Regions from separate parts of the Mus musculus genome. Here region 2 is linked to region 1. The links are chromatin loops, found by intact Hi-C in ENCODE. Cell type or tissue: heart. All regions are shown on one strand. Each heading gives the region's core, and the rest is flanking DNA. Links, peaks and the distances in the headings are about the cores only. Region 1 has its middle 27 kb from the start of Ldlrap1. Region 2 has its middle 31 kb from the start of Man1c1.

Region 1 (12,394 bases), core at 2,805-7,804:
AAATTGCTGTGGTAGAGAGGCCCATGGACAGTGTTTGGAGGCCAGAAAAGGACATGGGTCTCTCTCTCTCTCTCTCTCTTTCTCTCCCTTTCTCTCTCTGTCATTTTCCACCTTAGTCTCTCTCTTTTTTTTTTGTTTTTTGTTTTTTTGTTTTTTTGTTTTTTTTGAGACAGGGTTTCTCTGTATAGCCCTGGCTGTCCTGGAACTCACTCTGTAGATCTGTAGACCAGGCTGGCCTTGAACTCAGAAATCCGCCTGCCTCTGCCTCCCGAGTGCTGGGATTAAAGGCATGTGCCACCACGCCCGGCCCACCTTAGTCTCTAGAGACAGTCTCTTCCTGAAGCTGGAAGAGGCCATTCCTTGCTAGGCTGGCCATCCAGTGAACCTCCATGACCCCATCTGCCCCACCCTCCCCGAGGTTAAGATGTATGGAGACACACACTGGGCTTTTTTTTTTTTTTTTTTTTTTTTTTTTTTTTTTTTTTGGTGTTTTGTTTATTTTTTCGAGACAGGGTTTCTCTGTGTAGCACTGGCTGTTCTGGAACTCACTCTGTAGACCAGGTTAGCCCAGAACTCAGAGATCTGCCTACCTGTGCCTCCTGAATTCTGGAATTAAAGGCCTGGGTCTCTGCCACCCCCAACCGGCTTGTTACATGGATCCTGGGACCTGAACTCAGGTCTGCATGTTTAAATGACTACAGCTCTTACCCACTTAGCCACCTTCCCCTCTCAGAGCACCTTCCTGTTTTAAGTACTTAATTCATTGGCTTTTAGTATATTTACAATATTGTAAATGATCACCCCCCATGTCTCAGTTAGGGTTTTACTGCTGTGAAGAGACACCATGATCAAGGCAAATCTTATAAAGGACAACATTTAATTAGGGCTGGCTTAAAGGTTCAGAGGTTCAGTCCATTACCATCATGGCAGGAAGCATGGCAGTGTCCAGACAGACATGGTGCTGGAGGAGCCAGAGTTCTACCTCCAGATCTGCAGGCAGCATCAGGAGACTGCACGTCATAGTGGGTTTAGCTTGAACATATATGACTTCAAAGCCCTCCTACTCAGTGACACACCTACTCCAGGAAGACCACACCTTCTAACCATGCCACTCTCTGGGGCCAAACTTTCAAGCACACAAGTCTATAGGGACAATTCCTATTCAAACCACCATACCCCATTACTCCCTGTGCCCCAGATAGAAGTCTAAAGCTCTTTGGCAGTCCTTCCGAGTTCCATCCTCCTGTCATCTGTTGGCAACCATCCGTGTATGTTCTATGTCTGTGGATTTACCCGTACTGGACAGCTCAGGTAAAGAGAGTGACGTACTACATGGCCTATTGTGACTGGCTTTCTTTCTTGGTATGATTTATCTGTGTGGTAGTGTGCTCCAGTCATTTTCCTAGGTTGATAATGTCCCACTGCAGAGACAGACCGTTCTGTTGCGGTTCACTGTCCATTTTATCATGGACTCTTTTTTTTCATTGTTTCTAGCAGAGTGGAGCCCCAGAGTAGCTTTGTAGCCACACTGTAGCTTGCTCACTAGTGCGCCCCCTAATGCTTTTTCCCTTCCTTGTCTCACTTCCCTCTTGCTCTTGCTCGGAACTGGCTTCCAGAGATCCAGACATCACAGAAGTGCACAAAAAGCTACAAAATGAGGCCGTGTCTGCTCCTGACCCAGTTGCTGCAGCAAGCCAGGATGCAGGCATCAGTGTTATCTACCCATCTTACAGATGGAAAGACTGAAGCTCCAAGGAGCACAGGCAAAGGCAAAGAGCAGAGTTCCTATATACTGAGCGTTCAGTTAAGGGTCCCCCTGGGCTCCTAGAAGGTCTAGTGTCCTGGGAGGGTCGCCTCTGTGCCTGTGTCACCTTTCCAGCTAGCCAGGCTAACTCCAGCCCTTGGCAGACGTAGGACCAAAGCAAAGGGCTGCCAAGGACAATGGCTGGCTATTAACTCTATCCATCACTTGGCAGACCTGGCCTCATTCTGTCTCAGACAGGCCTGGCCTGCCTGGGGTTGGCAGTGGGCTGTGTGGGGTGGAGTGCTGACCCAGCAGGAAAGGTGGTGGGAGCTTTAGGGGATCAGGGGGAGCTATGTGATTCTGTGGCCCTACTGTGAGAGGGCAACCAGGGCCACAGGGCAGTGGGTGGAAGAGTTGAGGCTGGGGCAGCAGCCTGCTTCCATCTCTGTTCCTAGTTCCTCATAACTACCTGCACCATGGGCACCCAGACCCACCACATCCAGGTTCCTCTGCCCCGGGGCACGGGGTCAGGGACAGTGCAGAGGTTAGGACATTAAATGGGTGTCACAAGTGTGCTGCTGGTGCCCATTCGCTGTGGTTGTTGCCATGGTTCTGGGGCTGATATAGCCCCGTGTGCTCGTCCACTGAGTTACACCGGCCTTCCTTTTCACTCTTTACCTTTAAATTTCAATTACTTATATATTTTTTGAGATTGTTCACACGTAGCCCAGGCTAGCCTTGAACTCATTATCTACTTTTACATTTCAATTACTTATATATTTTTTGAGATTGTTCACATGTAGCCCAGGCTAGCCTTGAACTCATTATCTAGTCAAGGATGACTTTGAACTTCTGGTCTACCTGGGGATGATTTTCAGTGTACATAGAGGGAGAAGGCAGGTAGTGGAGTCATCCAGGCTGAACATGGCTGGCTGGCACACTGAACCAGACCATGAGCAGAGGGAGGAGGAGGGGCAAGAGAAGAGCTGCAGACCAAGAGGCCAAAGACAGTCCACCAGGTGGGGCTGCCTGGCCACTTTAGACTTTTTGTTTTGAGCCATGGTCTGAGGTGTCCAGATTCTATAGCCCAGAAAAGCCTCCAACTAGAAATTCTCCTGCTTCAGCCTTCCAAACAGAGGGGTTTGCAACGCCAGGCCCAGCTCAATGGTATCCTTTACTATGCTGGCCGCAAAGGCCCATTTCCTACTTCAGGAGAGAGGATGAGCGAGGGGACAGACCCAGATGGGAACCCCATGCTGCCAAGTTCCTTGGCCTGGCTGACTAGTTTTGTCACCTCTCTGGTCCTTGAAGAAATACTCTTGGGTGAGGCTCTCCTAGAGGCCCAGAGAGGGCAAGAAAGCAGTCAGGAGCTGCAGAGCAAGACGGTGCCTAGGCTGGTACTAGAAGCCAGTGAATTTCTGCCCAGGCCTTGTTTCAGAGTCCCCAAGGCCTTCCAGCTCCACTCTGGTCCCACCCTGTACCCACCTGATCCCTTCTTTCCGGAAGATTCCACGCCCCAGTGGCAGCTATCACGGAGAGGCACTGAGGCCTCCTTCCTTCTCTTCCTCCAGAAGGTGATAGACTGGACAATGCAATTGAAAATTTTGGTCACATTGCAACGTCTGGGTTACCATGGTGACCTCACTTGAAATTTGCTTCACTGGGGAAGATAGTGATAGCAGAGTATTCACTGCTGGTGGCCCACAGCCACCGTGGGGTGCCCCATGGACTCTCATCACGGACGAAGCAGCTCCTTCAAATGTCTCCAAGGATGCAGGGGAGGGAGACGATTGGCCTGCTCAGCCCTGCACCCTGCAGCCACTGTCGGGAGAGGCACTCTCTGTCCCCTTTTAGAGGTGAACAAGTCAAGGCTCAAATGAGTGTGTGACTTATCCCAGGGCCACCCAGGATCCTGGCCCCAGCAGTAACTGAAAGGCTGGTGTTCCAGGTTTCAGGGCATCTTTGGTGGCTGCCAAGGTTGGGGACACCCAGCTACAGGGCTTCTCTTCCCTTCCCTGGTGAGTTATTCCCATGGGGGGGGGGGGCGCTGCTCTGTAAATGCCAGGCTAGTGGGTAGCTTTCACTTAGTCCTTAGTCCTTTGGGTTGGGAGCAGGGAGGGGATCCAAAGGCAGATGTGAGGGGACTCCAGGTAGAGCACAGCCTCTGCTTTTCAGACAGAGGGCCTTTTAGAGTAAAGTCCCTCATGGTGTTTGCCTCTGGTACTCCCTGCCAGGGTTTCATGCACCACCCCACCTAGTCTTATAGAAAGAGAGATGTGGTTTGATTGAGAAAGTCCCCATGGGCTTGGGGAAGGATTAGGAGGTGTGGCTTTGTGGGAATTGGGGTGTCACCAGGTGTTTACAGGTTCAAAAGTCCAAGTCAGGACCAGTGCCCTGCCCCGCAACCTGCTGCTTGTGGATTGGGATGTAAAGCGCTTAGCTAGTTCACAGCACCATGCCTGCCTTCATGCCACCATACCCACCACCATGGTGATCAGGGACTAGTCCTATAAACCATAAGCAAGCCCCAAATTAAGGGGTCTCTCTTGTGTGGGTTTTTTTTTTCCAAGACAGGGTTTCTCTGTGTAGCCCTGGCTGTCCTGGAACTCACTTTGTAGACCAGGCTGGCCTCAAACTCAGAAATCTGCCTGCCAAGTGCTGGGATTAAAGGTGTGCACTACCACTGCCCGGCTAGGTGCTCTCTTATAAGAGTTGTCTTGGTCACGGTGTCCCAATAGAATGCTAAGACAGACACGTAATAGAATGAACAAGAGAGCTCTCTCTAGACCAGGCCTTGCTCTGGTGCACAGCTGGAGTGGGCTGGGACTCTCCGCTGGAGGACAAGACCAGGAGGAAGAACCAGGATGGGTTCCTGTCTAGAAAATAGAGACTGTGGCTCAGAAACAAAGAAAGCAGCCGGGTGTGGTGGTGCACGACTTTAATCCCAGCACTCGGGAGGCAGAGGCAGGTGAATTTCTGAGTTCGAGGCCAGCCTGGTCTACAGAGTGAGTTCCAGGATAGCCAGGGCTACACAGAGAAACCCTGACTCAAAACAAACAAACAAACAAACAAACAACAAAGAAAGCAGCTGTGAACTTGGGAGCTCAACTAGGGAAGTGGACTTCAGCAACGGGTGAAGGTCTGGCTCTGATACCTCTAGTTGCATCCAAAAAAACGGGGCTTTGTGATATTCATGCATCCCGATTCAAATCAAACCTGTGACTTTAGTATGCTGCCACCAGGTGGCGGTATAACATGGCCACTCAGATTGAACTTGATTAAAAAGAAAAAATTCACTTAGTTTTCAAGACAAAGTCTTTAAAGACTTTCTGGCTGGGGAGATGGCCCAATGGGTGACATGACCGCTGTACATGAAGTTTGTCCCCCAGAGCCAAATAGGGTGGTGTGCTTCTAGAATCCCGGAGTTTCTACAGAGAATTGGGAAGCAGAAGACTCCAGATGTTAATGGGCCATCTAGCCTGGTATACACAGAAGATTCTCCTCTGACCTCCCCGGGTACACTGTGACATAGGCATACCCAGAGTCACATACACGATTTTAAAAGATTATTTGATGTCTCTCTGGTGTGTGATAGGGGTGGGGAGTAACATGTAGTATCTGCATTGGCCAGAAGAAGGCGTACAATCCCTTTGAGCTGGAGAGACAAGTGGTTGGGAGCTGCCCAGAGTCGATGTTGAGACCTGAATTCAGGTCCTCTGTAAGAACAGCCACTGTTCCTAACCACTGAGCCACCTTTCCAGCTCTACACTGAAATGTGTTGTTGTTTTTTAAAATTATAGCTATATAAATCTTATTGTTTAATTTTTAAAGATTTTAAAGTTTTAAATGTATGAGTGTTTTGCCTGCATGTATATATGTCTATATACCAAGTGCATGTCTGGTACCCATGGAGACCAAAAGAGGGTCCCAGATCTGCTGGACTGGAGTTAGAAACAGCTGCAAGCTGCCACCCTGTAGTTGCCTCCCAAGATGCTGGGAATCAAACTCAGGTCTTCTGCAATAGCTGCGAATCAGGATATTTTAAAGTAAGTCACCCATGATACACATGCTCCATTCTTCCCTGACGACCCATTGTTTTTTTAAAAGATTTATTTTGGGGCTGGTGAAATGGCTCAGTGGGTAAGAGCACCCGACTGCTCTTCCGAAGGTCCGAAGTTCAAATCCCAGCAACCACATGGTGGCTCACAACCATCTGTAACATGATCTGACTCCCTCTTCTGGAGTGTCTGAAGACACTACAGTGTACTTACATATAATAAATAAATAAATCTTCAAAAAAAAAAAAGATTTATTTTATTGGGGAGGGGCTGGGCTGGAGAGATGGCTCAGTGGTTAAGAGCACTGGCTGCTCTTTTGGAGTACCCAGGTTCAATTCCTATCGCTCACAGAGGGACACACAACTGTCTGTAACTCAGCTCCAGAGGACCTGGTGCCCTCTTCTGGCCTTCATGAGCACCAGACACACACGTGGTCCACAGACACACATGCAGACAAAATACCATACACATAAAATAAAAATAATGAAAGTGGGTTTATTTATTTATTTATTTTAATTTTATGGTTTTGGTTTTTCAAGACAGGGTTTCTCTGTGTAGCTCTGGCTGTCCTGGAACTCACTTTGTAGACCAGGCTGGCCTCAAACTCAGAAATCTGCCTGCCTCTGCCTCCCAAGTGTTGGGATTAAAGGCATGTGCCACCATGCCTGGTAAAAGTGAGTTTTTTTTTTTTAAAGGATTTATTTATCCTGTGTATATGAGTACACTGTAGCTGTCTTCAGACACACCAGAAGAGGGCATCAAATCCCATTACAGATGGTTGTGAGCCACCATGTGGTTGCTGGGAATTGAACTCAGGACCTCTGGAAGAGCAGCCAATGCTCTTAACCACTGAGCCATCTCACCAACCCCAATAAAAGTTTTTTTAAGAGTGAAAAATATGGGTTGGAGAGATGGCTCAGCATTTGAGAGCACTGTCTGCTCTTCCAGGGCTCCTGAGTTCAATTATCAGCAACCACATGGTGGCTCACAACCATCTATAATGGGATCTGATGCCCTCTTCTGGCATGCAGGTGTACATGCAGATAGAGCACTCATACATAATTTTTTTTTTAAAAAGTGAAAAATATTTACCTCATTATGTGTGTGTGTGTGTGTGTGTGTGCTGTGTGTGTGTGTGTGTGTGTGCTGTGCTGTGTATGTGTGTGTGTGTGCTGTACTGTGCTGTGTAGGTGTGTGTGTGTGCTGTGCTGTGCTGTGTAGGTGTGTGTGTGTGTGTGCTGTTCTCTGTGTGTGTGTGCTGTGTGTGTGTGTGCTGTGTGTGTATGTGTGTGCTATGTGTGTGTGTGTGCTGTGCTGTGTATGTGTGTGTGTGCTGTGCTCTGTGTGTGTGTGTGTTCTGTGTGTGTATGTGTGTGCTGTGTGTGTGTGTGTGCTGTGCTGTGCTGTGCTCTGTGTGTGTGTGTGCTGTGTGTGTGTGTATGTGTGTGTGTGTGTGCTGTGCTGTGTGTGTGTGCTGTGTATGTGTGTGTGTGTGTGTGTGTGTGCTGTGTGTGTGTGTGTGTGTGCTGTGTGTGTGTATGTGTGTGTGTGTGTGCTGTGCTGTGTGTGTGCTGTGCTGTGTATGTGTGTGTGTGTATGTGTGTGCTATGTGTCTGTGTGTGCTGTGCTGTGCTGTGCTCTGTGTGTGTGTGTGTGCTGTGTGTGTATGTGTGTGCTATGTGTGTGTGTGTGCTGTGTCTGTGTGCTGTGCTGTGTATGTGACAGTGCCCATGGAAGCCAGAAGAGAGCAACAGAGCCCCTGCAGTGGAGTCACAGAGGCTGAGAATGAGCCTTGGGTCCCCTGGAAGGGCAACCAGTGCTCTAACCACTGGGCCATCTCTCCAGCCCACAACTTGAGGTAACATCTGTCTTCCTCTTCCTGAGCATGGTCAATACCTGGTAACTCATCTTTGCTGACAACCTGGCAGGCAGCATCTGCCCCTCACTTCGTTACAGGAGCTGGGGAGGTAGCTCCTGCCACTTTCTTCCCCATCCCTCCCACCGGACACGGCCTCTGCACAGCGGGCTTTATGCCTGTGGGGAACCATTAGCACATATTAGCACATATGTAAGCACATATGTAAGCACATATGTAAGCACATATTAGCACATATGTAAGAGTGGTCTGCTCTTGTTGCAGCTAAGGATTGAAGCAGCGCTCACACATGCTAGGCAAATGCTCTGCCACTGGGCTTAGATCCCCAGCTCCCTTCCCTTTTTAATCTGAGTCACCTGCCCCCTCTAAGTTGCCTGGGCTGCCTGAGAACTCACTTCTGTAGCCCACTGGGGCCTTGAGATGGCATCTCCCGCCCCCCCACCCCCAGCCTCTGAGTAGCTGGGATCATGAACCCCCACCCCACCCCCAGCCTGCCTGGGAGAGGTCCTCTTTTTTTTTTGTAAAAGCTCCTAGTCTCTGTATGCTTTAGACTGTCCCCTCCAGGAAACTGAAGTGTTTGGGTGTCCCCCCTCCCCCCAACTGTCTGACACGTGGTAAGTTCAGGAGGAAAACATCTCAGATGTGGTAACTGGTTAGAGCAGTCTCCCTCTATGCTGTCCTGAGAAAAGGGCGTGGCTCCAGAGTTAATCACTTGCTGAACGCGCCTCCCAGTGCCATCACTTGGGGGCTGGGATGTCAACATAGGAACTAGGCAGAGACATGCATATTTGGACCTTGGCAAGGTCCTGAATCTCCTTCCTAGGTTCCTGATCTCTAGCCTGGAGTTCGGCCACAGGGGACCTGAGCAGGCACTTTCTCTGTGTAAGTCCTTTTGGCTGTAGTAACAAGCAGCCCTAGATTTTCCTGACTGACACAGGAAGACAGTCCTGTGTCACCACCAGACCTGAGGGCTGGCTTTGACTTCCCCCAGCTGTCCCTCTTCTTAACCAGGACAACTGTTCTTGTAGAAAGCAGGAGGCTGAGTTCCAGATATATTTGACACTTCTGCTCTTGGCCACAACTTAGTACAGGCCACAGCAAGGAGGGACGGAGTTATTATCCCTGCCTGATGGTGAGGGAGCCCGTGGTCCCTGTGGGGAGCCATGCCCATCCACCTGGGCCTCAGAGGCAGCTCTGACTCTCACCAGCCCAGAACACACAGACTCATGGCAGGGGCAGCTCCTGCCAGCCAACTGCCCTGCTGGCTGGCTGCTTTCTCTCTCTGGCTGGCTTCCTCACCTTTCCTGACAGCACAGTGCTTGCTCTGCCTCTGTCCCCTTTGAGCTTCTCCTGGCCACAGATCCTATGGTTTATTATCGGAAAACCTGAGATAAAGCCAGTTATGGTGGTGCATGCCTGTGGTCCCAGCTATGTCAGAAGCTTGAGGCCAGAGGACCACTTGAACCCAGGAATTTGAGGCCAGCTTGGGCAAGACAGCAAAGGAGAGCAAGCCTCAGTCGATGAAGCCTACAAATCACCAATGCAGGTGATGTTCACGGACCTTCTTGGGCTAGGTGACATTGGTAAACATCACTGTAAGAGATGTGACTGAGAGAAATGGAGGCTGGGGCCTAGAGAGAAGCTCAGTGACTGGGGGAAGTGAGAGACCGAGTCTAGCTCCAACTTCTCCAGCTCCAGCCACCAGAATTTATTTCCTCTGAGGCCCCAAGTCACCGGGACAGAAGGTCGCTCTCAAGCCCTGTCCTCTAGTCCGTTTTCCAACCCTGCTGCCAAAAACCACACAGCTCAATTCAGCCCAGATGTCAGGTTGGTAGAAAAGGGCATGATACCAGGCCCTAGGTAATCCACCAAGCAGGCAGAGTGGGAGCCACGGCCCCGCCTCTCCCAGGGCCTGCAGGGAGTACAGAAGTGGGCTGGGTATGCAGGTGTTTGAACAGACACTCCAAATCCTTGGCCAGGTATGGTCCAAGAGCCCACAGTAGCAGCACTCAGAGGCAGAAGGGATGGGGATTGTGGCTAGCCTGCTCTACACAGAGACACAGTTTCAAAAACAAATGTATCAGGCATGGGAGCTCAAGCCTGTCTGTCATCCCAGCTGTTGAGATGCCAAAGCGGTGGGTAACAGAGTTCAAGGCCAGCCTGGACGCTACATAGCAAGATACTATCTCTAAATGGATTACAGATAGATAGACAGACAGATGATAATCAATAGATAAATACATAGTTGACAGATAAATGATAGATGATTGATAGAACTTGCTCTCTCTCTCTCTCTCTCTCTCTCTCTCTCTCTCTCATTTCAAGGCAGGGTTTCTCTGTGTAGCCCCAGCTGTCGTGGAACCTGCTCTGTCAACCAGGCTGTCCTCGAACTCACAGAGCTCTGCCTACCTCTGCCTTCCAAGTGCTGAGATTAAAGGCACTTGCCACCATCACCCGCATCACCTGGCTCTCCCAATTTTAAATGTCTGAGATTCTATGCAACTCAAACAGTATGTCCACAGCCACGGGAGCAGAGGGGGGCACCTCTGAGGTTAAATACCTTGGCCTACTCCCCGCCACTCGGCTGTGGATGTTCCTAGCATTTCAGAACAGCCATGTGTGAACGAGTGGATCACTGTCCTTGGGCAGTCTGAACCCAAACACTCTGAACTCCAACTCTGGGGACAGTGCACTGCTGAGGTGACAAGACAAACCCTCAGCTACCTTGAGCACTCGGACGACTGTGACCCCACTAACTTTCTCCCTCAGGCAGACACCCCAGGAGAACTAACAGCTGGGGGTAAGTGCTAGAGGGACTTCCCTTAGGCTGCATAGCTCCTTTCTGAGTCGTTCTCCCCCTCCCTCTTCTTCCTTCTCCTCCCTCTTCTCCCTTCTCCTCCCTCTTCTCCCTTCTCCTCCCTCTCCTCCCTTCTCCTCCCTCTCCTCCCTCTTCCCCTCCTCCTATTATTGTGCATGTGACCAAAAGTGCAAAGGCGCCAAGGCAGGCATGGTGGTCAGAGGTCAATGCTCCGTAGTCAGTTTTCTGCTTCTGTCATGGAATTTGGGGATCAAGGTCAGGTCCTGAAGGCTTACATAGCAAGCACTTTCACCCCCTGAATCATTTCACCACTCTCCTTCCTTCTTTTCTTCCCTTGATTTGTCTTTCAATTACATTTAAACTGTTTTAAAATTCATTTATTATGAAAGTAATCAGGTTTACTGTTGGAAATTTGGGGATATATACCAGTGGGAGGGAAGCCAGGGAAGCCTTCCTCACTAGTAAGCTGCATCTATCCAGTACCTGGCCACTCAGCACCCCTAGGAGGTGACTTGGTGTTTGTCAGTGACAGACTCTGTAGCAAAGTCTTTAGGGAAGAGCCTCCCATGCCCAGCTGAGCTGGCGGGTGGGGAGTAGCCAGGGCTGAGATAGCCTGCGCCCTCTGCTGGCAGCTGGTGGACATGGCTTCAGGCAGCGGTTCAGGTCAGTGGCTCTCAGAGGTTCTCAGATTCAGTTGGGGCTGGAGAGGGGAACCGAAGGACTAGTGCAGGTTTAGGGTCCAGCCATGGTGTCACAGGTAAAGAGCCTGTAGCCAAACCTGGTACCTACAGGAGCCCACTCTGACATCTACACATCTGCTGTGACTCACCTCCTTCAGCCCCATCCCAGGAAATAAACGTGAAAGGAAATAAAACGTAACTACAGGTTTCAGGTCAAACTCACTAAAGGTCCTGCCACCCTCAGTTCCACATCCCCGTTATCTCCACTGTATCCAGACTGCACTGCTAAGAACGAGGACAGAGCAGCTTCCAGAAGATGCTCATCTTTTTTTTTTTAATTTAATTTTATTTTTTTAAATTATTTTTGACAATGCTCATCTTGACTTCTTGCACAGGTAAGCCTTAGATGCTTTCGAGAAGTACTACAGAGAGCAACTCCAGGCTCTAGAGAGCCCAGCCCAAGGAGGACTGAGCTTGAACAGCGAGCAAGGGCAGAGGAGCTGAGACGGGAGAAGGCAGAGCTGTTCAGAGCCAGCCAAGGAAGGAAGGAGGCAAGAAGAGCATGGTACCCTTGGGAGAACTAAGATTGTTGGACTGTGTCAGCCAGAATCCTTCCTGGAGGAAGGACCAGAAAAAGCCTAACTTGTTCTCCGAGCACCGGGCTGTTGAAGGAATCTTCGCGCCTTGCTAAAACAAGCAGACACTTGTGGGGGAAATCTGACAAGAAACACAGGAAAGCAGACAGGCAGATGGGAGACATGGTGAATAGGCTCCTTCTGCTCTCTGCCTGTCCTGGAGGCAGTCTGTTTAGACTCGTCTAAAACCCTGCAGTATGGCACTGTTTCAAGATGCTCCAATAGGACGACACACACACTTCAGGTCCCTCGCTTGGGCGTTTACCTGCCCTGGGTCCCTGGGTGATGATGCTGACCTGCTTTGATCAGCCATTGCTGGGCAGCAAAGGAGACTCCATCCTCCTAGCCTGGGCTTCCAGCTGGAGGGAGGGAGGGAGGGGACAGACATGGAGAGAGACAGAGGCAGGATCTCTTGTATTCCACTTTGGTCTACATAGCCAGTTCCATGGGCCAGTCAAGAGCTACATGGTGAGACTTATCTCAAAACAAGAAGTAGGGTTTAGAGATCTTCACCTCCTTCAGCCCTCAGCAGCTAAGCTCTTCATTCTAAAATCCCAAAAGCCTAAAGAGGGGCTTGGGGCTG
Region 2 (12,394 bases), core at 2,905-7,904, 59 kb before region 1:
CTTGCCAGTCAGACCTTTGTTTCCAAAAATCACTTCTCCACACCCCATGCTGGAGGCTGGTGAAAAGAAGAAATCATGAGGTGGAGCGGGATAAAGATCCCATTTTGGGCCCACTGGGATCCTGGGGCCCAGGGGAGCTGAATAGGTCCAAAGACCAAGCCAACCTGCGCTAGTAAAAATTTGATCCGTGACACAGGATCAAATCCTGGTTTCCATGCACACCTGCTGTGTGATCTCAGGCAAATCACCTCACCTCTCTGAGCAAGATGCAAACCTCCATCTATGGGGGAGACGACCTCTGGCATCATTTCCTCTTGTATCTGTGAGATAAGGGGAAGCAGAGGCGAAGTGGTCTGCAAGCGCTAGTGGGGCTGCCATCACACACACACACACACACACACACACACTCCTTCTCCTCCTGGTTTGCCCTGCAGAAGCCAATCATTCATATTAATTCTGAAGTAATGTTGGGACTACTGGTTGGGATTATGGGATGGGCAGGAGAAGGGGTGTCCCTTTGCTTCTTGAATGGATAATGAGGATCAGAGGCATAGCGGAGTATTTATGCGGATGGGGTGTGGCTCAGTAGTTGAATACATGCAAAGCCCTGGGTTTCATGCCCCGCACAAGAACATTGCTAAGCCATCAGACTGGGGCAGCAGGACGCTCCTTCTAGAGCTCACTGAGAGAGCAACTGACCACCCTCCCTCTCCATTTTCAAAAGACTGGGGACAGGGATTCCTCAGAGATGTGAAACTGAAGATTTTCTGTAGCCAGACTGACTACTCTGTTGGTTCTTCTTTCTTCCATTGTTGAGAAACCTTGTTGCTGTAAAGGTCGTTGTATACCATGACTGGACAGCTCCCCGAGCTCTGCACAAAAAGGAGGACTGCCGTTTTCAGCAGGGCTTCCTCTTCTCTGCCTGACCTTATCTAGGGAGCCTGACCCCCACATCCTCTATCTGAGGAACGTTACTTGGTCTTTGGTTCAACTCCCATTCTCCTGCCCTGCAGGCCTTTGGAATGCCTCTCCATGCAAATGAGGCATTCCCATGCAAATGAGGTGTTCCCAGCTCTGCAAGCCTCAGCCAAAGTTCTTTCAGCTGACACACCCCTTCTCACTTCCCGAGGTCTCTAAGCGCCCTGGAGCTATTACGCACACAGTGTTTCACTGAATGCCTTCTAAGGGACCTCGAAGCTGGATCGACATCCTGAGGTCCTGCTGATCCACCGGTTCCGCCTTCCTCTATCCTTTCCCACCCCATGTGCAGCAGGCACCTGGACAGCCCAGGGTGAGAAGTGAGACCCAGAACCACTTTCCACCTGTCTCTACCCCTTCTCTTCCACCCTTTCAACACACTAACAGGAGACAGGAGAGGATAAAAAGGATAGAGGGGAAAGGGGGTGACGTTATCTTTAAACTACTTCCTGCTGATTAGGAGCATCAAGTTCCTTTAGGCCAGTTTGATTTTCACCCAGCAGAATATCTAATTTCTTCTTCTAGTTCCTTTGCACACAACTACTTAACTAATAGCAACCAGCCAACAGCCCACCCTGCCTCTCAGGGCCCTAGCATTTATAGACCCTCTGAAGTGTCCCCAGAATTCCAAAGGTCACACAATCTCCAAAATTGTCTGTGGCTAGCAAAACCACACCCCTCTTAGAGCACAAGGCTAACTCCTAGTCAGCTGCTGTGGACAGTCTGAAGCAGCCCCATATCCCGTATCTGTGATCAAAATGAAGACATATTCCCATATGTCTGTGTTTTTCAAAAAAATCAAGATTCTCACTAGATTTTCCCACCAGCCAATCCCAGAGGTAAAGGTATCAAGAAAACAAAATGTGGGTCTCCGAAAGACCATGCAGCAGTGAAGAGCACTTCTTTTTTTTTTCCGAGACAGGGTTTCTCTGTGTAGCCCTGGCTGTCCTGGAACTCACTCTGTAGACCAGGCTGGCCTCGAACTCAAAAGTCCACCTGCCTCTGCCTCCCAAGTGCTGGGATTAAAGGTGTATGCCACCATGCCCGGCTGAAGAGCACTTCTTGCAGAGGATCCAGGTTTGATTCCCAGCACCAAAAGGGCAGCTCACAACCATCCGTTACTCCAGTTTCCAGGCACACACATGATGAAGAGACGTATAGGCAAGCAAAAATAGTCATACACATGAAATAAAGTAAATATATCTAAAAATAGATTTTTATAGAAAAAGCAAATACATTTTCCGGGGATACTGTCTGGTATGGGAGGCTGTCCCCTCCCTTGGGCAGCCTCAGAAAAGAGAAGTGTAAGAAGAGAATAGAGAACCATTGTGGTCAAAGGACAACAGCCAGCCTGGGGCCTACCATGTGCTGAGGCTCAGCAGGGGTCACAGAAAGGTGCTGAGCTCATACAGCCTCCCAACACCCACCTAAGAGGACTCCCAGCGCCCGCCCGGGAAGCATGGGGTCTTAACAGCAGGAGCCACAGGCTGGTAGCTGCAGGTAGGAGTGGGGAGGGGGAAGCAGCTAAGGAGTAACATAGGTAAACTGTGGGGGCCAGGATACCAGAGACTCCACACATGTTCTGCAATGAGCTGTCATGCTGACCCTTGCCACAGCAGGGGTCCTGGCTAAACCAGAGAGAGGAGGATGAAGGGGGGAGACATCCACACTGATCCTGGGAGGCATTACATTAAGTGGGAGAGTTACCACAGAGAATATGGTTGCATTTCCATCACAGGCCCAGGGCAGAGGAGCACACAGAAAGCAGGATAGTGTTTAGCTGCTGAAGTGAGTGACACAGACGGAGGATGCTATGGGAGTTTCTAGTGTCTGTGGTGGGGTGAATGCAGTAGGTATCACACATGTGAAGGGGATACCAGGAGACAAAGATCAAGAGAACGGACCAGAAACAATACTTGATGTCATCATTGTGACTTTCTCCCACAGTAATGTGAGAGGCCAAACCTGGAGAAAAGATGAAGGAATGCCAAGCCAAACAGCAGACAACCTCTGTCACATTGATTTCAAACTACAGCAAACCAAAGATGAAGGAAACCATCCCTGAAGTGGCCAAAGAAAACCTGTGCAAACTACTGGGGGGGGGGGCAGTGCGGGAGGGGCACACCTTTAATCCCAGCACTGGAGAGGCAGGTAGATCTCTGAGTTGGAAGCCAGCCTGGACTACAGAGTGAGTTTCAGGACAGCCAGGGCTACACAGAGAAACCCTGTCTCAAGGTTGTCTCAAGCATTCACATTTGTGTGAATTTTTAATGTGATCAAAGAAAAGGCCCCACCAACCAAGAAGTCTGCACCTCATGAACTTGCCCTTAAATATGAAAGATGGGCTGAAGAGAGAGATGCATGATGGGTAAACTGAAGTCCCAAGTCTGAATCCTCAGAACCGATGTAATGCCATGCACAGAAGTGCACCTCTGGGACCCTGGCACCCCTATGGTGAGAGGAGAAAGCCCCAGAGTTTGCAGACCAGCTAGCCTGGGCTACACAGTGCTAAAGGACAAAAAGAATCCCAGTTTCAAACAAGGTAGGAGGAAGACTGACCTCTGACCTCCACTCTCACATCACGTCAGGTGTGCAGCCACACTCACACACACAAATGTGTGCACCATGCACACACATCACACAGGCATATGCACAAAGTGAAGAAATAAGGATTTCTGCAAAAGATAAAAATAGTGGAATTTACTGCCGGTAAACCTGCCTTGCAAGAAGACTAAAGTAAGCTGTTAAAGGAACAGAGACGGTATAGGCTAGAAATGTGTGTCTCCTTAATGTAGTGAGGATTTTGGTTTCCTTATAAAAACCCAGTTATGCTATGTGATTATGTTTTGTTCTGGTCCAGGGGTTGGGGCATGGGGCTGCTTCAGATTGTCCACAGCCGCAATGATTTATCTCATGTTCTAGAAGGGACGTGATTTTTGCCAGCTGCAGATAATTTGCATTTGGCATTCTGGGGACTCTTAAGAGGGTATAAAGTCGAGAGCCTGGGACAGCTGCTGGTCTCTGCTGTTGTGATCCCTACCACTTTTGTTATTGTTGGGTTGCTGGATAGTCTGATGAAGAAGACTCGATTTGCCCCAAAGAATTCGATATCCCTAGTCATCAGGAAGTAATCTAAAAAGACCTGTGTCCCTTTCCCCTGTCACCCTCTTTCTCTCCTACCGAGTGTTGGGGGTTCGAAGGGATTTGGGTGCAGAGGAGTGGTAGACAATGGAACCCAATAACTTAATCCAAAAAAGTGCAGCTGCAGCTTAAAGACCAGCAGAGCGGGCGGAAACGTCAGTGAGCGTGAAACTGAAGCTCATTTTCCTAGCCAGGCTTGTGAGCTCAGCCTCTGAAGAGACTGGCATGGAGCTGCAGAGCAGTGGCTCCCTGGCTAAGTGTTTGCTTCTCTTCCAGAGGACCCTGGTTCAGTTCCCAGCATCCATGTCACGGGATTCAAGGAACTCCCACCCCAGCGGATCTGATGCCCTCTTCCAGACTTTGCAGGTACCCACACTCGCATGGCATGCACATGCATGCGCACACACAAATACGTACACACAAATGAAAATAAAACAATTGGTTTTTTAATGTAAATTAGAGAGGAGAAGTATACAAAATCAAACCATGCACCCCAAATAATAAGGCCAGAAGACCAAGGAAACCCCAGTTAGTGTCTGAGGGAAGAATGAAGGCACCCTCCCTCTGGACAGATAGGGAAACTAAGACCCATGGAGGTTGATGGTGCTGGGACTAGCACCCAGAGCCCAGCTCTATGGCTCAGGCCTGTGGTGAGGCATCTGGATTTTGCTGAGCGCCCCCATCCAGCTGTGCACATCTGTCAGCCTCTGTAGGATGAGACAATAACCAGGAGCAGGGGCCAAGTACTCAAAACCTCCAAGTAGAACAACGCTGGAGCCTCCAAGGGGCGGGGCTGGAGCCTCCAAGGGGCGGGGCTGGAGCCTCCAAGGGGCGGGGCTGGAGCCTCCAAGGGGCGGGCCTGGCAACCGTTTCCTGGGGCTGAGCCTGGGCCAGCAGGGCTACCCCTAGGCACTACATTCCTTTGGTCACACCTCATCCTCCGGTGGAGGGGATGGCCCCCCTGGAGGATTACCTCAGCAAGTCCTAACTCCTCGCTCAACCTCCTTCAGGATAAACCGGTTCCTCCCAGTTCTGCCGGCCCCACCCTTCATGTCTGAACCTAGTGTGCGCCCCATGGCTTCCCTACCCTCTAACCGGGAGGAAGGAGTGCTCAGAATCCTCAGTAGCCAGTGGGAGACCTTTGTACACAGAAGCTCTGGCTATGTAAGAGGAAGCTTCCCTTAACCCTTAGGAGCCTCTAGTGAGAGGGGAGATGGCCTCAGGTTCAGGGACTGACAGTCTGATGGAGGAGACCTTTGCCACCATCAGGAGGCTCTGTGAGCATGCCCAGATGTGGGTTGAGTGCGCACAGCGGCCCCAAGTTTACCGCAGTGGGCTCCAGTACCTCAATTGTGGGCGGTAGCCAGCATCCTCACACTACCACCACACCCTGAGGCAACAGGAAACACATATTCCTGCCACACCCGTGCTTCTAGTGAGAAACTGGCCTGCTGTGGCTTCCACTGTCTCCATAGGGGTCCCCTCTTGCGCTGAAACCCATGCCAAGCAGGCCCACAGTGCTTGATACCGGGCAGGCTCAGCCTGCCTCTGCCGGGCCCTGAAGTTGGTAAGGCTCCAGAAGCCTGGCTTGCAAGGACTCACGGTTACAACATTGTCCTGTTGTCACCATGCCCACCAAGCCTGGAGATAATAACAGACAAAAACACAGAGCCCTTCTCTGATCTACCACAGTGGGGAAGCCAGTAACAGCTCTTGGAATTTTGTTTTGTTTTGTATTTTCGAGACAGGGTTTCTCTGTGTAGCCCTGGCTCTCCTGGGACTCCCTCTGTAGACCAGGCTGGCCTTGAACTCAGAAATCTGCCTGCCTCTGCCTCCCAAGTGCTGGGATTAAAGGTGTGTGCCACCACTGCCAGGCTCAGCTCTTGGAATTTAAGCAGAGACCACCTCTGTGGAAATGATAACACCCGGTTTGCTGGGTTTCTAACTCTTACTATTCAGTCCCCTTTCTTAGCTGGTGAGCAGGAAGGCAGGTCTGTCTTAAGTGGGAACCTGACATTGGTCCCAGCTGGCCAGCTGTGGAAGCACACCTGTCCCTACCTCAGTTTCTCAGGCACCTCCTTCATGTCAGGGACACACAAGTGTCACACAGGGCACAGCTGAAACGACTTGTTGGTGAGCAGTAGCAGTGCCGGGCTGCCCAGCGAGCACCCCTATCCCTTACGGCCACGGTTTCCCATAAGGCACATTGTCCACGCCAGGAGCCACAACCTGTCCTCAACTCCACCTTCCCCTGAGCCAGCTTTTCCCGTAGATCCCATGAGCAACTTGGTGTCTCTTCAGTAATTTCCTTTTGTTTTCCACTAAAAAAGTTGACTTTGGAAGTTGAGGAGATGGAAGAATCAAAGATCTGTCTGGTCTAGTCAGGTCAGAGGGCGGAGAAAGCCCCACAGCACATCCAAGGGAATGTGGATCTAATGGCCCGAAGTGTGGAGTGAGTGTTGAAACAGCTAATTAAATTACATTTACTCCATTAATTAAATGGTGGCCTGTGGCCATCTGGAAGGGAAAAACCACCATCAAGGTCAGAGGCCTGAGGGCAGGGCCCAGTCCATACAGCCCATGGGGACAGGAGGTGTTTGAAGGCAGATTCTGCTTCTGTGACAAAGGGGGAGGGGGGGTGCTGCAGGAGTAGAGGGTGGAGAACAGAGAAGGGAGAGAAGAGAGTGAGAGAGGAGACAGTGAGAGAGAAGAGAGAGAGAGAAGAGAGAAGAGAGAGAGAGAAGAGAGAGAGAGAGTGAGTTAGTTCAAATCCTCAAATCCTAGCTCCAGTCTGTGCCTGGGGCCAAGAAACACTTTATATAACCAGGCTAAAAATTCTCTTGCCTTTTTCTGCCACTGGAGCGGTTTGTGGAAAGCCCAATGTAGAGTTAGATCCCTCTCCGGGGACAAATTCCAGAGGCAGCTGTGCTCAGAGCTTCTCCCTCTTCTGCCGGCTGTACACATGCACACAGCCCCGGGGCAGCCTCGGCTCTTTCTCTTATTTTATGGCCTTGTGCTGTATGGGGTACATTTGGCTGCGAGTAACAGAAACTGTGAGACCCGGAGGGAGGGAGCTGGGCTTCTGGTGCCCCACAAGTCTGCTAGGAGTTTTCTCTCATTTCTGCTGATTTCCAGCTAGGATGGTTTCAAGCAAGTGGCCCTGGAGCCAACTCTCCCTGTTTTAGAACAATTGACTGCCTGCACCCTACACCATTTGGGAGGATGTCCTCTTCTCTATAGCTTGACATAAACTCCGGCGAGCATATTGTTACCAGGCATATCAGTGAATGCTACTCCGCAGGGTCGAGAGGTGATGTGGTGCGGCTCTGGTTTCTTGTTAGAACTGGCTTCCTGATGAGAAGCACGGACCATCCACCACTGTCCAGGCGAGGGGCGGGAGATTCTGCTAACCATGCAACCAGGTCTTCCTCTATAGCTTTGTTGGCTTGGTCTCTGGGATCATCCCTGAAGCCATGCTGTAGACTGTTTCCCCTGAGAAGCCAAAGGTGGTGAACCACAAAAGCCTCTTGGAGGAATAAGCGAAGAAGATGAGCTAAAGGGGACAGCCAGCAGCCACGCTGCCACACCTGCTGGGGTGGCTCCCACACACCTACAACCTCTCCCAGTATCTCCGAGCTTCAGACTTCCAGGCTGGTAACTCTGTGCTTTAGACCGGTGTAACTGACCACTTAAAGAGACATCGCCACACGAATGTCGTAGCTCATGCTCCTGGCCACTGCCCAGCTCTGGCCTACGTGCTATGCAGGCATCAGCTCAGCTTCTCCATGCAAGAGCCGTGTGAGGTGGGTTCCATTGCTACCATCTCCCATAGATGAGGAAAAAGAGGCTCCAAGGGTGACAAAGTCCTCTACTGTGTTCTGCACCCCCCTTTGAAGCAACGCTTCATTTTCCATCACCCTTCCCTACACTTCCCCCAAACCCCCCTCTTGTCTACCTACAACTCAGCGCTCGGGTCTCTGTGTAGTTATCCCTATGTGAACCCCAGCCAGAGCAGGTATCTCACCTCTGGGCGGCAATGGCTCTGTCTCCCACACCATCTGTAAAAACATCTGACTTCTAGTTTGTTCTCTCTGTAAGCGTCTCTTCTCGTCTGTGAACTGTGTCCCTCAGGGACCGGAAATGGGGCCCCATACCACATGCCCACTCCCCTAGCCCAGGGCTTGGCATCTGGTAAAGAAGAGATGAGGCCCAGTCCAGACCACCCCCTCCGCCCTCCACTGACAGCTCCTGAGCTGCAGTGGCCCTACCTGCTACAGATGCTCTGTGCAAGCAGGTTTCCCCCATCCCTCACAGCCCCTGCACCCGCACTTCCCCAGCTGCGTCTGCTGCTTCGCAGGCCCAGCACGGATCTCCTCACCTCCGCTCCCAGCCTCCTTCCTGCTTTACTCTTTTATTAAGATTCTAATTAAATAATTCTAATTAAGTGTAATGAGCTGAATCGACAAACTTCTAGCGATAAAATGGCACTCGGGATGTGCTCTCTCCTGATCTCAGACAATGTCGGTGTAGGGTGAGGGGCTCTGCTGCCGGGGGGGGGGGGGGGGGGGGCTCAGTGGGTGGGTCTGACCACCACCCTCACAAAGACATGGCCAGACACTGGCTCAGCTGAGGCCTCCTCTGGTCCAGCCTCCCTTTTTCTCTCGGCTACAGACAGAAGTCTCTTAGCTCCCTGATACCTACGTGTGAGGGTATGCAGCCTCCTCTACACCACACCAGGCATCCCATGACCCCTGGCACAGAACTGGGGTCTGTTAACCATGCAGGCATCTAAAGAGGAAGGCCCAGTCCTTCTCGGGTTCTTCTCAGTCTGAAGCTTTCACTTTTTAACGGCAGGCTGGCTGGGAGTGAGGAAGACACCAGGCCACAACCAAGAGACTGGCAGATAGTTACAGTTACATCTGGCCTCTTCTTGGACTTCACCCTTTCTTGCCTGGGCGATCCAAGTCACTTCATCTCTCTGAGCTCTAATGGCCACTCTTGATCTAATGTCCCCAGTTAGCTAGGTATCAGGTCTGAGAGGCAGCATCTCAGGCTGCCTGGCCCCTTTCCGCTGAGTGACTTGGGCCAAGTACCTTTACCTCTCTGGTCCTAAGCGGGATGGGAACAGTTCCACGTTAGAGGATGGGGCTGGAAACTGGATGAGGTGACTTGTGGAAAAAGCTGTGCCTGGCACACTCAGACACTCACCTCTACTTCATGCCTAAAGTATGAGGTAGGTTCCCATTCTACAGGGGAGAACACTGAGTCACTGTTTGACTAAGGTTATGGGACAAGGGACAAGAGTAGGCTAGGAACCCAGAACCCTTGGGCTTCTAACTGGTTTTGCCACAGTGCGGATGTCCTGGTTATTCTGTAGATTCACTTAGGATTGGTGGAGCCCAAACCTTCAGTCTTCCCAACTGGGAGGGGAGGGTCCCGCTATGACTGGGAACTGGAGGTATAGGGATTGCCAGTCTCCAGTTTTATGACTCTGCATCTGGGGACCAGAGTTTGGGCCTCTGTTTCAGCTGTCAGATTCCCAAGGGGCTAACCCTCAAGTCCCAAAGTCCGTGTCTGCCAAGGTCCCAGGAGCCCCTACTACAGCCCAGAGAAGACACAAGAGCTGCGGTCGGAAGAGTAGAACATGCCTCTATTAACCATCAGGAGGTAGAGAGAGGCAGGCAGTTCTCTGAGTTCCAGGGCAGCCAAGGCTACACAGTGACGCTGTCTCAAAAGACCAAAGGAAAGAAAGCATAACTCTGGGCACCCCCCCCCCAACAAGAGATGCTCACAGACACAAACATACATGCCTATCTGTGCCCTAACTCACATACATGTGCCCCATTAGGATCCACATAACTATAACACACAGAATCTAGCACTTGCTTTCCTGACCAAAAAATGTCATTTGAGATGCCTATATCAGCTGGGCGGTGGTGGCACACACCTTTAATCCTAGCACTTTGGAGGCAGAGGCAGGCAGATTTCTGAGTTTGAGGTGAGCCTGGTCTACAAAGTGAGTTCCAGGATAGCCAGGGCTATACAGAGAAACAACAAAAAAAAAAAAAAAACAAAAAAACAAAACAAAAAAAAAAACAAAAAAAAAAAAAAAAGAGAGAGAGAGAGAGAGATCCCTATATCAGAGCCTCTCAAGCAGGCTGTTAGGGCTGAAGACCATAGGGCCTCCAGATTGCAGGACACACCTTGACTTTTCTCAGACCCCACAGACTAGAGAGCGACACCAAGACAAACGCCTTGTCATGTGCCCGACTTTCTTCTGGATTGAACAGCTGGGAAACCAGAGAAACTGTGACACCTGTCACTTTACCCTCTCCACCTCCCAACCCACTCCCACTCTATCTGATGTCTCCTCCCCCTCCCATCTAGTTAGCAGCTCTCTTCTCCCCTGTAGAGTCTTGCTTCCCCCACCCCCACCTCCCTCCCTCTGCTGCCTTCAGTGAAGACACCATAGTGCCTGTTTGCAAGCAGAGTCTATAGCCCCATCCCCTCATAGGACGCAAACTCCATGTGTGGATTGAGGGCTGTTGACACTAGGTTGGCCGCCATTTTCCAAGCACCTAACATATCTGGCATGGGGCCGATGCTCCATCATTCTGTCCTGAGTGAGCAGCTCTGACCCCAGCCAGCCTGAGACTGCCTGAGACAGGCCCGGCTTGTGTGCCTCAGCCCAGGGTTAAAACATCTCACCTTTGAGACTCAGGGTTTCCCTAACAATCATGAGGAGTGGTGCAGAACGCATGCCAATACTCAGTGTGATCCTGGCACCCAGCTCTTCTTGAGCTCCTCACTCCCAGGCCCCTCCCCTCCTGCTGGTGTGACCCCCTGGATCTCAAGGGCTGGACACTTTGCGCATCCTTTCCCTGCCATCCAAGCCTTGTCTGAAGCCTCCACTGGCCTCTCCCAACTCTGCAATGTGAAGACCAAAGGGTGGACAGCTGGTTGGCAGCAGCTGCTCCGACCCTGTCACACTTGGAACACTGAGGGGTACATACACACCCTCCCCTCCCACAGCTCTCTAAGCAGGTGCTCTTTATATATCTTTTTTTAAAATTACATTTTACAAAGATTTATTTATTATTATACATAAGTACACTGTAGCTGTCTTCAGACGCACCAGAAGAGGGCGTCAGATCTCATTACAGATGGTTGTGAGCCACATGTGTGCTGGGATTTGAACTCAGGACCTTCAGAAGAGCAGTCAGTGCTCTTAACTGCTGAGCCATCTCTCCAGCCCCATGCATCTTCTACCTGAAATATTCAGAGATTGAATGTCTTTAAGACAGCCGACTCATCTTTCCTACGGGCTCACACTTGGAGAGGGGTGAGCAGTATCTATACTGGGGTGGCATCCAGATAGAAGTTCACAGGACAGACCGACTCCTCAGTTCTGATATTTTGAGTGGTTCTTACCCTGGTCTCCCCGAGAATGTCCTAAACCATTTATAAAGCAGCCAGTAGTGACAGCCACAAAACGGGATTCTAGCAGAGCTAAGAGACTCATTTGGGAGGCTCAACTCGGTGGCTTTTCACGAATCCTCACACTGACTGACAGCATCCTATCCTCCAAACAAGCAAACAGGCTACTTGAGTCATGTGTGCAGCGAACTTGTGCCAGACCAGGGGCTCAGAGCACCCCACTCACGCTGTGTGGCAACAGCTCACTCTCACCCAGGTACCTGGATTAGCAGCTTTGAGCTGCAGACAGCCCTGGGTCCCTGAGAGGGCTACAAGCTGATGCCCCTCCACACTGGCGCTTTCCTCAGGGCCCTCCCCCAACCTCCTGTCTTACTCACTTCCTACAGCTCTGGCCCCTCCATTAAGAGCTCAAGGGGCTTTTGGATATACGGGTCATTATCTCAGCACGTCTCTCAGCTGTAGGCAAAGTCCTATGCCCATGGAGGCTCTCACTCCCAAGTGTTAACAAAGGCATCTCCTGGCAGTAAGAGTCTAGACTTGGCAGATGCTTCCCCTTAAGTCCAATGGCATGACTTCCATCCCTGGGACGCACGTAAAGGTGGGCAGAGAGGACAGTTGATTCCTGATCTCCGCATGGGCACCGCAACCTGATACATCCATGTCCGCGTACACACACACACACACCACACACACAGATTCCAGAACCTTTATTTGAGAACATTTTGGAAAGCAACATCTTTGGTCAGGATGTAGAATTAGACACCAGAGGTTCGCCAAAGCAGCTCAGGAGTTGCAGGGCTGCCCTCTGGGAGTAAGGAAGACCCAGCACACTACAACT

The links. Peaks named below come from ENCODE experiments on the same cell type or tissue, not always from the same donor. Only the 100,000 strongest peaks of a DNase experiment are listed, where the experiment ranks them.
Region 2: a loop joins it to region 1, with 2.1 times the contacts of the local background. A loop is called at or near these places in 6 of 42 quality-filtered maps.

Annotation. Positions count from the first base shown.
Region 1 is chr4:134,788,379-134,800,772 of GRCm38, forward strand. No RefSeq gene overlaps it. Among named protein-coding and RNA genes, the nearest start is that of Ldlrap1, 27 kb to the left of the region's middle. In heart, for the core only: CTCF peaks have their summits at 4,983 (motif pointing right), 5,188 and 6,816 (motif pointing left); no DNase peak of the experiment used is centred there.
Region 2 is chr4:134,729,306-134,741,699 of GRCm38, forward strand. It overlaps a transcript of Ldlrap1 not described here. Among named protein-coding and RNA genes, the nearest start is that of Man1c1, 31 kb to the left of the region's middle. In heart, for the core only: a CTCF peak has its summit at 5,814; DNase peaks (open chromatin) are centred at 4,976, 5,536, 6,197 and 7,066; H3K4me3 peaks cover 1,047 bases; H3K27ac peaks cover 1,827 bases.